Regions from separate parts of the Homo sapiens genome. Here region 1 is linked to region 2. A link is a contact called in ENCODE Hi-C or POLR2A ChIA-PET data. All regions are on one chromosome and are shown on one strand. Each heading gives the region's core, a stretch centred on a gene start or an enhancer-like site at or near the end of the contact. The rest is flanking DNA. Distances are from core to core; before and after follow the strand shown.

Region 1 (6,696 bases), core at 1,988-4,487, 380 kb after region 2:
TTTACTAAAACTAATTATTTGCACATAATACAAAGTCACAACCACGAATGCATGTTCATGAAGAAATAAAAGGACGAGTAAACAATTATGATTGTCCCTTTATGATTAAATATTCCTTTGCTGGCATGTTTACTTATTTTGTCATCTACCAGCAATCATTCACAAATAGGCTGTGGCAAAAGCCTAAGTGATAAGACACATTCATGGAGAAACTTGAAACTAATGATGCTCTAACATTTTCTGTAAATTGTAAAAATAATGTTTTGTCACTGACCTAGGTGTTTAATCTACTGTATAAAACTCCAGTGTTAAAAAAAAAAAAGAAACTCCAGTGTTCAGCAGAAGTGAAAGAGCCTCTTGGCATGTATTATTTTGTTTTATTTATATTTATTTATTTATTTTGAGATGGAGTCTCGCTCTGTTGCCCAGGCTGGAGTGCAGTGGTACCATCTTGGCTCACTGCAACCTCTGCCTCCCAGGTTCAAGTAATTCTCCTGCCTCAGCCTCCTGAGTAGCTGGGATTACAGGTGCATGCCACAATGCCCGACTAATTATTGTAATTTTAGTAGAGACAGGGTTTCACAATGTTGGCCAGGCTGGCCTCGAACTCCTGACCTCAGATAATCTGCCCACCTCGGCCTCCCAAAGTGCTGGGATTACAGATGTGAGCCACTGCGCCCAGCTAGCATATTGTATTTTAAGCAGGCATTTGTTCAATAATCCAACACCCATCAAGCACTGGAGTGAGTGGCAGATCCTCGCTGTGAGAGCGTTTTCCTAGTTCATGAGGAGAGCCAGATGCTACATCCAAAAAGGGAGCTGAGCCATAACTGGGTTGTCTGACCCTACCTCGTCTCAGATGGTCGGTGGGGGACACAGAGCAGAAGTCAGAAAACTGGATTGTGCAGATGAAGTGAGAGTACTCTGTGCCTCAAAAAGAATTCACTTGAAAAATATTACTGGATTCCAATTAGATGCCATGCACTTTCCCGGGTCCTAAGTTGCAAACATGAATAAGATATGCTGTCTAACTTTTCCCACTACTGGAAAGTGGTAAGTAAACACAGAATTGTATTACGGTTATTAAGTGCTATGGCATGAATGTTGGTATACTCCAAGAATTCTTATGTTGAAATCTTCACCCCAATGTGACGGTGTTAGGAGGTGGGGGCTTTGGGAGGTGATCAGGTCACAGTGGAGCCCTCATGACTAGAATTAGTGCCCCTACAGAAGAGGCCCCGAGAGCTCCCTCTCCTCTTCCTCCATGTGAGGATACAGAGAGAAGGCACCATCTGTGAACCAGGAAGTGAGCCCTTACCAGACACTGAACCTGCTGGCACCTTGATCTTGGACTTCCAGCCTCCAAAACTGTGAGAAATAAATGTCCGTTGTCTATAAGCCACCAAGTCTGTGACAATTTGTTCTAGCAGCCCAAATAGACTAGGACATTAATAATCTGATGATGGTTTAGAACTCTCATGGTTTTTTTCACTGAGAAGAGCATACCAAGATTTTTTTTTTCTATTAAAAATAATATGCCTTCTGATAGGATACACATTACTTCTATGAAAAGAAGAACACATTACTTCTATGAAATCTTTGCCAAAATTGCATAACCCAAAGGAGACAATGAGGAACTCTTGACAAACCCAGATGGAGGGACTTTCCTAATCCTGGCATGTACTCTTCAAAATGCCAATATTGTAGAGGACAGAGAGACTGTGGAGCTCTTCCAGATTAAAGGAGACCCAAGAAATATGACAACAGAATGCAACATGTGACTCAGACTTCTGCTATGAAGGCCATTATTAAGATAATGGCAAAATCTGAATAAGATCTGAAGATTAAAACAGTGTTGGCTGGGTGCAGTGGCTCACACCTATAATCCCAGCACTTTGGGAGGCTGAGGTGGGCGGATCTCCAGAGGTCAGAAGTTCAAGACCAGCCTGGCCAACATGATGAAACCCCGTCACTACCAAAAATATAAAAATTAGCCAGGCGTGTTGGTGGGCACCTATAATCCCAGCTATTCAAGAGGCTGAAGGGGTGGCCTGCCCCTCCACACCTGTGGGTATTTCTAGTCGGGTGGGACGAGAGACTGAGAAAGAGAGATAAGACACAGAGACAAAGTATAGAGAAACAACAGTGGGCCCAGGGGACCAGCGCTCAGCATACCAAGGACCTGCACCGGCACCGGTCTCTGAGTTCCCTCTGTTTTTATTGATTATTATCTTCATTATTTCAGTAAAAAGGAATGTAGTAGGAGGGCAGGGTGATAATAAGGAGGTCAGCAACAAACATGTGAGCAATAGAATCTATGTCATAATTAAGTTCAAGGGAAGGTACTATGACTGGACGTGCATGTAAGCCAGATTTATGTTTCTCTCCACCCAAACATCTCAGTGGAGTAAAGAATAACAAGGCAGCATTTCTGTAAACATGTCTCGCCTCCCACCATAGGGCGGTTTTTCTCTCATCTCAGAATTGAACAAATGTACAATCGGGTTTTATACCGAGACATTCAGTTCCCAGGGGCAGGCAGGAGACAGTGGCCTTCCTCTATCTCAACTGCAAGAGGCTTTCCTCTTTTACTAATCCACCTCAGCACAGACCCTTTACGGGTGTTGGGCTGGGGGATGGTCAGGTCTTTCTCATCCCACAAGGCCATATTTCAGACTATCACATGGGGAGAAACCTTGGACAATACCCCACTTTCAAGGGCAGAGTTCCCTGCGGCTTTCTGCAGTGCATTGCGCCCCTGGTTTATTGAGACTAGAGAATGGCGATGACTTTTACCAAGTATACTGCTTGTAAACATTTTGTTAACAAGGCACATCCTGCACAGCCCTAGATCCCTTAAACCTTGATTTCATACAACACATGTTTTTGTGAGCTCCAGGTTGGGGCAAAGTGGCTGGGGCAAAGCTACAAATTAACAACATCTCAGCAAAGCAATTGTTCAAAGTACAGGTCTTTTTCAAAATGGAGTTTCTTATGTCTTCCCTTTCTAGATAGACACAGTATCAGTCTGATCTCTCTTTCTTTTCCCTACAAGAGGCTGAGGCAGGAGAATCGCTTGAACCCGGGAGGCGGAGGTTGCAGTGAGCTGAGATCACACCACTGCACTCCAGTCTGGGTGACAGAACAAGACTCCATCTCAAAAACCAACCAACAAACAAAAAATAGTGTTGCGACGATGCTAGTTTCCTTATTCTGATCACTGTTCTGTGATTGTGTAAGAGGATGTCCTTCCTGCGAGGAAATGCATGCTAACTATCTGGGCTAAAGAGCATCATGACTGTACATGACTGTACTTTCAAAATACAAGAAAGAGATAGAGGAGGATAAAGTAAATGTGGCAAAAGGTTAACAGTTGGAAGCACGATGAAAGATAACATGGGAGGTCTTTGTGCTCTTATTACAACTTATATTTAAACAGGCAAAAGAGTTAAGAGTTAGGCTTTTCAAGGATTCCTAGCACTCACTAGAAGCAAAATGAGGCTCATTTAAAGAAAGGGGTAAACACTACGTTTGCTCTCTGAAAATAGTTTCAAATGAGGCATAACTACTCCCCGAAACTTTCATTTTCATGTTCCATCAGAGCAAGCTCAGGTTCCAAATTCCCCACCAGGTGTGCATGTTATGTGTTTGGACTGGTGTGGGGTTGCTTTGTTTTTCCTGAAGGTGAGCTCCAAAGTGGAGCTGAGCCATCTACAAAAAGATAGCAGTGATCTAATTGCTGGTCTCCTGCATGACCTCTTCCCATTGACTAGCTTAAAAATCAGTTAGATTTAGCTTTCAAGCATGTGTCAATAAAATAAATTCCAGATTTCCCAGGTAATATATTTCCAAAGAGTAGGTTTGCACAGTAGTACAAAAACAAAAATTGTTTTTGAATGGAGTCTCAGTAATAGGGAGCCTGTTTTTCAATTCTCTTTTAGATTCTTTTAACGGCTCATTCATGGGGGCTTGATCTCAGCTGCAAAGACTGAAAAAAAGAAACAACCCCACAGTTCTAAATGCCTAGGAAATTGCATTGCTGAAGTGATTCTCTTGTAACACTCTCTGGTTCTTTTGCCAACCCCCTGAGATGATGCTTCTTGGCATACATAGAGACTGGAGACTTTTCTCCTACCTCCAGTAGAGGTCTGGCCTTGCTCCAAAACAAAGCCTGCACCCAGCAGATGTTGCTGCTAAGAGACGTCGCCTGGACTTTCTACACAATATTCTCTGACAGAAGGGGCTAGTTGACTAATGCTTAGAATGATTTTTGTCATTGTATATTCCTTTCATATGTCAAGGTAGTTTCATCTCCAGCACCTACTCATTTGCAGATATTCACTCATATTTTTCGTTCTGAATTGAGAAATTGATAGTAATCAGTGATGGATTTAGCATTAGGCCAAATCTACACTAAGCAAATAAGCAGGTGTTTCTCTACCTCAGTAGATATTGTGGAAAAGAGAATTCCTCTAAAGTCTTCTGCAGGCTTTAATAAGTGTTTATTGGACCCCAGAAATCATATAAGAAATATTGGCTCAGCTGGACGCGGTGGCTCACGCCTGTAATCCCAGCATTTTGGGAGGCCAAGGTGGGCAGATCAAGAGATCAAGAGATCTAGACCATCCTGGCCAACATGGTGAAACCCCGTCTCTACTAAAAATACAAAAATCAGCTGGGTGTGGTGACACATGCCTGTAATCCCAGCTACTCGGGAGGCTGAGGCAGGAGAATCGCTTGAACCCAGGAGGCGTTGGTTGCAGTGAGCCGAGATTGCACCACTGCACTCCAGCCTGGCAACAGAGTGAGATTCCATTTCAAAAAATAAAAAATAAAAAAAAATAAAAAAATGGGCTGTAATCTCAAGGCTTTTCATAAAATGCTGTTAAGAGGTCATTTATGTTTTCTAACAATACTAGATTTTTTTTTTTTGAGGCAGAGTCTCACTCTGTCACCCAGGCTGGAGTGCAGTGGTGATCTTGGCTCACGGCAACCTCCACCTCCTGGGTTCAGACAAGTCTCCTGCCTCAGCATCCTGAGTAGCTGCGATTACAGGCGCATGCCACCATGCCTGGTTAATTTTTGTAATTTTAGTAGAGATAGGGTTTCACCATATTGGTCAGGCTGGTCTCAAACTCCTGACCTCAGGTGATCCACCCACCTCGGCCTCCCAAAGTGTTGGGATTACAGGCATGAGCCACTGCGCCCAGCCATAATACTAGATTAAGGTCAGAAAAGAACCCAAGTAACTTCCTTCTCCGCAAAGCTGTGAATATCTCTTTCCTTCTTCTGCCTTCTATTTTTTTTTTTCTGAAAGCATGCACTAAGTAGAATGGAGGAGTCCCACGAATGCTTAGAAATGATATGCTTCCAGCCCAGCACAGTGGCTCATGCCTGTAATCCCAGCACTGTGGAGGCCAAGGCGGGCGGATCACCTGAGGTCAGGAGTTTGAGACCAGTCGGGCCAACATGGCGAAATCCCGTCTCTACTAAAAATACAAGAAGTAGCCAGGCATGCTGGTGCATGCCTGTAATCCCAGCTACTTAGGAGGCTGAGACAGGAGAATCGCTTGAACCTGGGAGGCAGAGGTTGCAGTGAGCCAAGATCGTGCCACTGCACTCCAGCCTGGGCAACAGAGTGATACTCCATCTTAAATAAATAAATAAATAAAACCATTCCTTTTGTTTTCAAAACCCAAGTCTCCTTTAATATTTAATGTTTCCTCACAATCACTTTGACCAGTAAGCATGTGTTTCAGGGTCCCTTTTCTGGACAGACTTAAGCCTGTGGCGGAGAAGCTTATTCTCTGAGGGCCTCGCGGGACTGCAGCACAGCAGCAGGGTCCACTGTTCTCAGCTCCGGACAGTGCCTTCCAACTGCTCTTAGGAGTCCCGGCCACACTCAAGTATAAAGTAGAAGGCTCAGATTCCTGGGCTCTGTCTTCCTTCTGTCTGACCGCTGTTTACTGAACAGTCATACCGAGTCCCTAAGCCTGGAGACTGAGCATCTGCTGTTCTCAATCAGGCCCAGGTGTAGCAGGAAGGACCGAATCCTATGACTGAGTGCCTGTCCACAACCCCAGCCTTTCCTTCCAAATCGACTCTTAAAACCTCCTGACACTTGGAGGCTATGGCTTTTAGGTTGGGCTTACTAAAGGATAGAAATGGAGGGTAGATCTTCGAGAATTAAAGTGGGGACAAGATAGATATTTGGGATGTCTAAAAAGTACATAACTACAAATAATGGCCTCCAAATATAGACTGGGCTGAGTATATACCAAAATAATTGAAAGCAGAGACTTGGGTTTTGAAAACAAAAGGAATGGTTTTATTTATTTGTTTGTTTGTTTGTTTGTTTGAGATGGAGTATTGCTCTGTTGCCCAGGCTGGAGTGCAGTGGAGCGATCTTGGCTCACTGCAACCTCTGTCTCCCAGGTTCAAACGATTCTCCTGTCTCAGCCTCCCAAGTAGCTGGGATTACAGGAATACACCAGCATGCCCATTCATAGCAGCATTATTATTCGCAGTAACTAAAAGATGGAAACAACCCAAATGGATGGATGAACGGATAAGCAAAATGTGGTCCATACACACAATGGAATGTTATTCAGCCTAAAAAAGAAGGAAATCCTGTCACATGCCACAACACGGGTGACCCTTGAAGACATGATGCTGACTGAATAAGTCAGTCACAAA
Region 2 (7,402 bases), core at 3,106-5,605:
CATGAGCAAAGCTCACCCTCCCGAGTTGAAAAAATCTATGGACAAGAAGTTGTCATTGAAATTAAATGGTGGCAGACATGTCCAAGGAATATTGTGGTCATTTGGTCCCTTTATGAATCTTGTGATAGATGAATGTGTGGAGATGGCGACTGGTGGGCAACAGAACAATATTGGAATGGTGGTAATAGGAAATAGTATCATCATGTTAGAAGCCTTGGAACGAGTATAAATAATGGCTGTTCAGCAGAGAAACCCATGTCCTCTCTTCATAGGTTCTATTTTACTATGATGTAAAAATTAGGTCGTGTACATTTTCATATTAGACTTTTTGTTAAATAAACTTTTGTAATAGTCAAAAAAAGAATTAGATAATACTAAAAAATACCAAATATTTAATATTTTTAATACCAATTTTCTAATCCCTTTAAAGTACATAATGAGTTTTAAGAGGATGGGTTCCAGGGTTCTAGACTTTGAGTTCTCAACCTTATGTTCTTAAATCGGCAAAAGTACCCCCCAAATAAAACAAGATAAAACTTTTACTGAACACAATGGCTCACGACTATAATCCCACCACTTTGGGAGGCCAAGGTAGGAGGATGGATCACTTGAGCTAAGGAGTTAGAGATCAGCCTGGGCAACATATAGAGATGCCATCTCTACAAAAAATACAAATAGCTGAGTGGGGTGTCACAGGCCTATAGTCTCAGCTACTCAGGAGGCTGAGGTTGGAGGATGGATTGCTTAAGCCTGGGAGGCAGAGGTTGCAGTGAACCAAGATTGCACCACTGCGCTCCAGCCCAGGTGACACAGTGAGACCCTGTCTCAGAGGAGAAAAAAAAAAAAAACTTTCAACATTATAATTTAAAAAGATGTTTTAGGCTTAATTTAGAAAGTTTACATTGTTCAACAGAAGCCGGGTTTATTTTTAGAGGAATAGTTGGATGCAAACTCTCAAAATTTTCTGAACTTAATGTTTACTTCTGAAACTGCTTCCTCAGGCTTGTTTTATAAGCTTTGTCTTTTTACAGGCCTTCAGTTTTAGCTTTATCATGGGTTGATCAGCCGTCCTGGTGTTCCTGGGACTGAGGAGTTTCTTGGGATGTGGGACTCTCAGTGCTAAAACCAGGGATATTTCAGGCAAACTAGAATGACAGAATGAGTTAAGATGGATTATGTCCTGATAAACCCATCAATAGTTGGAAGTATCATAAGTTGAAAACGCATGTAATACACCAAACCTACAGAACCTCATAGCTCAGCCTAGCCTACTTTAAATGTACTCAGAACAATATACATTAGGCTGGCTAATGTAATCAGCCTACAGTTGGGCTGAATCATGTAACACAAAGCCTGTTGTATAATAAAGTGTTGAATATCTGTGTCATTTACCTAATACTGTCTTGAAAGTGAAAAACACTGGTTATATAGGTATGTGAAGTACAGTTTGGGTATTGTATTGTACCATCATAAAGTAGAAAAATCCTAAGTCAGCCCATCGTAAGTAGGGGACTGACTGTAGTCAATCACCCTATTCTTCTTGAACCTCAAAAAGCAAAATCCATCAGTTTAAATGTAGACCCACATGTGTAGCCTTTACTTTTTTTTTCTTTTTTTTTATTTAAGAGCTAGAGTCTTGCTCTGTTGCCCAGGCTGGAGTGCAGTGGTGCGATCTCAGGTCACTGCAACCTCCACCTCACGAGTTCAAGTGATTCTCCTGCCTCAGCCTTCTGAGTAGCTGGGATTACAGCTACGTGCCACCATGCCTGGCTAGTTTTTGTATTTTTAGTAGAGATGGGGTTTCACAAGGCTGGTCTTGAACTCCTGACCTGAAGTGATCCGCCTGCCTCAGCCTCCCAAAGTGCTGGGATTGCAGGCATGAGCCACTGCGCCCGGCCTAGCCTTTAAATTTGATTAAGGTGCTTTGATTAGTTTATTTCCTTGGGAGGCAGAAGTGTTTACAAAGAAGAGGCCCCAGGATAGGCTGTGTCCATGTGGTTTCAGGACGTGGGCGCTGCTTTCCGGGTGGGCTGGTGAGGGCATTTTTTGCTGCCCAGCTCTCATGTTTCCCAGGCTTGCTATTTGTTTTCTAATCCAGGCAACAGAAATACCACTTGTGTCCATGATTTTCATGCTGGATCTAAGATGTTGAGGCAGCAAATTCTTATTCTGACTAATTTAACAGTCTTTCGGTTTAGCCTGTGCTTGGGGCTGTGCTTAGAATTTTGATAAAAATGGTTGTATCTGGGTCATTTGGAAAGGAATTTGGCTGTCTGGAAAATAGAACATATAATAGAACAGGTGGTTATTAAAGCACCAGGCCAAGTGGAGACCATGATTTCTCTTTGATTTAGATGCAAAGATTGCTATATAGGTTGACACACAAAGATTTATAATTTGTAATTTAAGAAAATAATTGTTCAGGGAGCAGAAACCAGAAAGTAATGTATGAGTATTTTTTCTTGAACTGCATTTTCTTCTTTCTAAAAGCATGGAAGTCTTTAATTCCCCTTCCACAGCTCTTAAGGCTGTCAAATGTATTGGGAATGGGGCCTGGCCCCTGAGATGTGTAGGTTATACATCATACAACTCAGGGGCCAGGCACCATTCACATCACATTTATCCTAGATTTGTCTTGAAGGGGTGCTTTTTCTGACCCACATGAGAATTTCCCTGGGCTAGTGGCAGCCAGCATGACTGCCTCACCAACCCCTCTAGCAAGGACTCTTAGAGGAAAACATGAAGAAAATCACATTTTTCTTCTGTTAGCATTTTATAGACTTCTTCACTCCACTCCAGACCTTTGGATGTCTGACCTGAGGACAATCAATATGTTTTTCTAGAGTTTTTAGCACGCAGCAGCATAGTGGCTTAGAGTGCAGACCAAGGAGTCAGTGCCATAATTTTCTACCTGTATAATCCTGTGCAAGTTGGCCTCTCTGTGCCTCAGTTTCCCCATCTGTAAAATGGGGGCAGCACATTCCTCATTGGACTGTTGGGGAGGTTAAATGGATTAATGCTGTAAAGTACTTAGAATAGGGCCTGACACATTGCATGTAAATGTTACCAGCCTCGTTCAGCTTTGCCTCTGACACTGAGCTGATGTACCTGGGTCTGGCAATACAACATTGTAGATGCTGATTAAAACTTGAGGCACATGTGAAGAAACCATGACTATTCCCATGACCCCGTGAGAAGGTTGGTCAAATAGTTTCTTTGTCTTCTGCTGGGTTTCACTTCCTGCTGTCTCAGCTGTACCCCCTAATGTTGGTGTGTGGTTGTCTCTTTCTGTGCCAGCCGCTCCCATGAGAGGAGCCTCTCATTGCCGGGACTTTAGTGGCTCGGGACAGTGCCCCATGAGCGCTCCAGTTAAGCCAACAGATGGGTACTTCTAGGCTGGAGGCACTGCCTCGCCAGGGCAGTATCTGCTCTCTGTGGATGTCCGAATTCTCACGGGTGGGCTCAGCGAGACAGTACGCTCCATGTGACCCACTCTGGTCTCAAAAGCTAGAAAAATGCTCTGGAAGGATATTGAACACCTATGTGGGGCTCTGTGGTTCAGGTTAGGTTACTCCATTAGATCATTTGTATCTGGAAAGAACAGGGATGGCTCCAACACTGTACAAGCCTGCAGTCCTCCTAAGGCTAAAAGACACAAGGTGGTACCCGTGTCATGGTGGTGGGAGGTTAAAGATTAGTGTTTGTGTGTGTGTGTCTGTGTGTGTACATGTGCACGTGTGCAACTCTTGCTTTGTGTGTGTGGCATTTCACTTTCCTAATCAATTTAGGCAACCTGTTGGGGCTTCGGAATAGTGCATCTAGGTTGGAAGTATCTCCCAGTGAATGGGTCACACTGTCACACTGGGCTTCCAGCAGACCCCATACCACCCACCGGTGAAACTTGAGTAAAGCTACTCTAAGAATACAGAGCATTGGAGAAGTGCTTTATTCGGTTAACTTTACCACCACCAGGGAATGTCTGGGTTGTTCTCAATGATCAGTATGAAGGTCTGTGGGGTTGTGGACACATTCAGGGTTGGACTGGGGTTCGTATTAGTCAGCCGACTGGGTATCTTTATTCACAGAAGAGGCAAAATTAGCAAATAACCCCATCAAAATCATCTTGATAGTTGTTCTCACCAAGGTTGCTATCACCTCTATAATTATGAAAATGTTTTATGAGGTAGGCTTGGGAATTTGAACACCTTTTGAGAACTGTTGGGAACAACCTTCTCAGTTAAGTAAAGAAACTACTTACCAGAAAACATGTGGAGGACACTGGGGTGATAATTCATGGTCATTTCCGATAAGCTACTTCTAGGGCCAGAATCTCTGCTGAATCTCAGCTTCCTGATTTAATGAAGACAAGGAAATGAAACCGCCCTGCCGACTGTTTGTGCTTTTAATAGGCCGAGTTTTCAGAAAGAGAAGACAGTTAAATTAGTTTTCCTTTTTGCCCTTTTCATTCTCCCTGCTTCTGTCCTGCAGATCAAGGCCTTTGAAAGGAAGGGGAAGAGGAAGTGTTTTCTTGCTTAGTGAATAGGATGCACCTGTCCCCTGAGGAAGATTCCCTGTGTGTGCTTGTATGTAAATGTACATACTCTCTTACTGTCCTCTTTTTCCTCCTCACAAATGTAAGCCTGTATGTGCTTCATATTAATACTTGGCATTCCCATGAGCCTGCAAAGTCTGGAGGGAGAGGCCAGGCCCGTGCTTCTGGCCGCTGTGACCCAGCACCTGGCGGAGGCCCTCACTGAGTCCTGTCCCCTGAGTGGAGGTGAAAGGTAGACAAGGAAGACCCCACAGTTGGAGAGCCTGCCATGGACAGGTCGCGCATTGTTTCACTTGGGCCTGGTTGAGCGTATTACTGGGAGTGGGGGAAGTTGACGCTGTGACGTAGTCCTGGGGCGAGCTTGGAAGGTGCTCTGGGCTTGTCAGTTGACAGTGTGTCATTAGGGATATGAGCGGCAATGCGATGTCCTCCCCTGCAAGGAAGGAGATGTTTCAGACTTACCATTGACTGAAACAGGGAGACGAGTGCTCTCTCATGGAAACAGGGGAGATTTGAGATCAGTCACAAACACTTACCAAGGCCCAGGTTCAGTCCACTCCTGGAGCTTTGAGGGGCTAGTGTGTAAAGGGCACAGAAGCCCTTTTGCTAGGTGCACTGGCCTGAGAGCTTCGAGGGGATTTGCCAATGGGATTGTGCCACAATTTTTATTACTTTTTCCCTAGTCTTCGTGGTCTAAGTTTTGTTTTCTCAATCTTTCTTTTCTCATCTTCCTTGTGTGGAGTTAACTTTTAATCAGGGAAAGGGAATACATCGAGCTATTGATGAATGAATCACTGGAGAAAACAGTGAAGTGGGATTTTTATTTCAGGGTCTCTTAGGTGGCAGTGCCGGGTGACAGGTGGGGGTGTCCCTTGTCTTCCATTGTCCCGGAGACTAACCATCAGCCTCTACCTAATTGAATGGCATTTTTATGTGTTTTTCATGAACGGTGGTGGATGGAGATGTGTGGAGGACTAGCAGCTCTTCATGCTGGAGGGAGTTATTCCGCCTCTGCTCTCAGACAGCCTGTGACCAGGCACGGGTCACATTGCTGCCCTGGACTTGCACTGTATGGCATTTGAATGTCATGTAGGGGCACCGTGTATTTCAGTGGCTGTGTCTAGGCAGCCCGAAAGCCACTGAATCCCTCATGTCCACTCTGCAGCCGACATTCACTCAGCATCCTGGAAAAGTGCCCACTGGGGCAGGAGCTTCTCTTGCTCATGTGGACATGACGGTAAGTCCTTCTTGGAGAGGCAGCATCAAGTCATGTTGTTCGTTCTGTGGCCAGGAGGTACAAAGTCAGCTGTTTCTGCTTTTAAGTGATGTGGGCTTAAGGAAGAGGGAAGGAGGAATGAAGGAAAGAAAGGAATTGAGGAGGGAATGAAAGAAGGAGAGGGAGGGAGGGAGAGGAAGGGAAGGAGGGAGAGGAAGGGAAGGAGGGAAGGAAGGGAGGAAGGGACGGAGGGAGGGAGGAAGAAGCCCCATGGCTTTCTTGTAAATAGCAGCTGCCCTGAAGTCTGTGAAGGGCACACCAAGAGTCTGGCTGGGAGGTTGTCAGCTAGGAAACTGTGGCCCAAGTTCGTGGTGAGTGAGGAGTTACTTTCTTCCCTTGACCACTGGAGCAGGATAGACTCTGCCTGCCACCCATCCCATGAAGAAGACTTTCCTTCTGAGTGCCTTGGTTTGCGCTTCAGGGAAGCCACTGACACGTTCATTACCTGTTTCCTGAAGTAGACAGTTAGAGCTCCCTGTCTCAGTGTCCAAAAAAACCAAGGGGCCCCAAGTGCAGAAACAAGGGCTGAAAATGTATGTTTTACGGACAGGAGACAGCCAGCCTGTTTAAGTGGAGGCTTTTTTGGAAACCCCACTTTCCCAGTGAGTCACAGTAAACACAGACAGAGCACACTGCTTCTCTGACACCAGGGCCAGGGCTGTCCTGGGCTCAGAATGAATTAGACCAGCTTGCCTTTTGTGTTCACCATTCTAGCATTTCTTTCCCTGCTTGATTGTCACCACATGTGCACACACATACCCACATACCTGTGCACACATGTACACTTTCTTATTTGCTGACCCTCACAGCCCTGCCATCCCTGGGCTACCAGGCAGACTTTCTGATCTGGAGCTTAACCGGCCCAGACATTGGAAACACCAAGCAACTGGTAGCTGGTAAGACTTTTACCCCATCAACGAGGCTTACGAAAGAGTAAACTTACCTTAATAATGCCTAGTGGCCAGGTTTCCAGGAGTGGGGGACAGCCTGGCGCTGTTTGTAGGGGCTGAAGGGAATGTTTACTGAGGGGATCCTGATGCAGTGGCCGCTGTGACAGCCAGTCAGGAGGTCTTGTCCCCATTCTAAAGAGCGAGAAACTGCAGAGTTGAGAGGACCACAAACCCTAGTGCAGCCGGGTTTTCTGCAGGGGTCTCTACAGCTCAGAGCCTCTAGGCTTTGTCACCTCCTGGGTATTGGAGGCTTCCTCGGGCCCTCAGCACAGCCCACACCTACCAGGGCCAATCCAATCATGTAGGCTGGCCAGGGCGGTGAGCCTCCGAACAATGTATGGGTGGTGCCACCAATCCTTGTCCTCACTAGGAATCCAGTCAGTCATCCCGCAATTCCCCAGGCCGGGCCACAGCTGGCTGTGCTCCTAACATCCCTGCACTGACCAGCAGGTCACCGGTACCTCTAGGAGCCTGACTGTGTGGCAGCCGTGTCTGAGTGATGACTGCCAGAAAGTTCTGGTTTGTTATTCAGACATATAATACGTGCTGCTTTGAAGACAGTGGCCTGCACTGCTGTTGTCCTTCCTAATAGGGGTAGGGTCTTGCCAGGTCAGAGCAGGACCC

What was found. A loop is a pair of places that touch in the nucleus more often than their neighbours do. ChIA-PET counts read pairs that join two places held with the same protein, here RNA polymerase II (POLR2A). Pooled maps may share reads with other maps.
Region 1: a loop to region 2 is called in a pooled map, with 2.1 times the contacts of the local background. The contact joins two enhancer-like sites. A Hi-C loop is called at or near these places in 1 of 168 maps with a recorded cell type or tissue (endothelial cell of hepatic sinusoid) and 1 of 50 pooled maps. POLR2A ChIA-PET finds 5 or more read pairs at or near these places in 1 of 52 experiments (naive thymus-derived CD4-positive, alpha-beta T cell).

Annotation. Positions count from the first base shown.
Region 1 is chr2:109,634,799-109,641,494 of GRCh38, forward strand. It overlaps a transcript of RANBP2 not described here. Among named protein-coding and RNA genes, the nearest start is that of SOWAHC, 24 kb to the left of the region's middle. RefSeq lists a silencer at 3,081-3,270 and enhancers at 3,671-3,780, 4,075-4,214. Within about 2 kb of position 3,238, at least 4 of the 41 ENCODE cell types and tissues checked have a DNase peak (open chromatin) inside an H3K27ac peak, as active enhancers do.
Region 2 is chr2:109,251,421-109,258,822 of GRCh38, forward strand. The region is part of intron 1 of SH3RF3 (SH3 domain containing ring finger 3); the gene reads left to right. It also overlaps a transcript of RANBP2 not described here and the pseudogene SNRPGP9. Among named protein-coding and RNA genes, the nearest start is that of MIR4266, 59 kb to the right of the region's middle. RefSeq lists enhancers at 1,464-1,543, 1,654-1,783, 3,079-3,368. Within about 2 kb of position 4,356, at least 5 of the 41 ENCODE cell types and tissues checked have a DNase peak (open chromatin) inside an H3K27ac peak, as active enhancers do.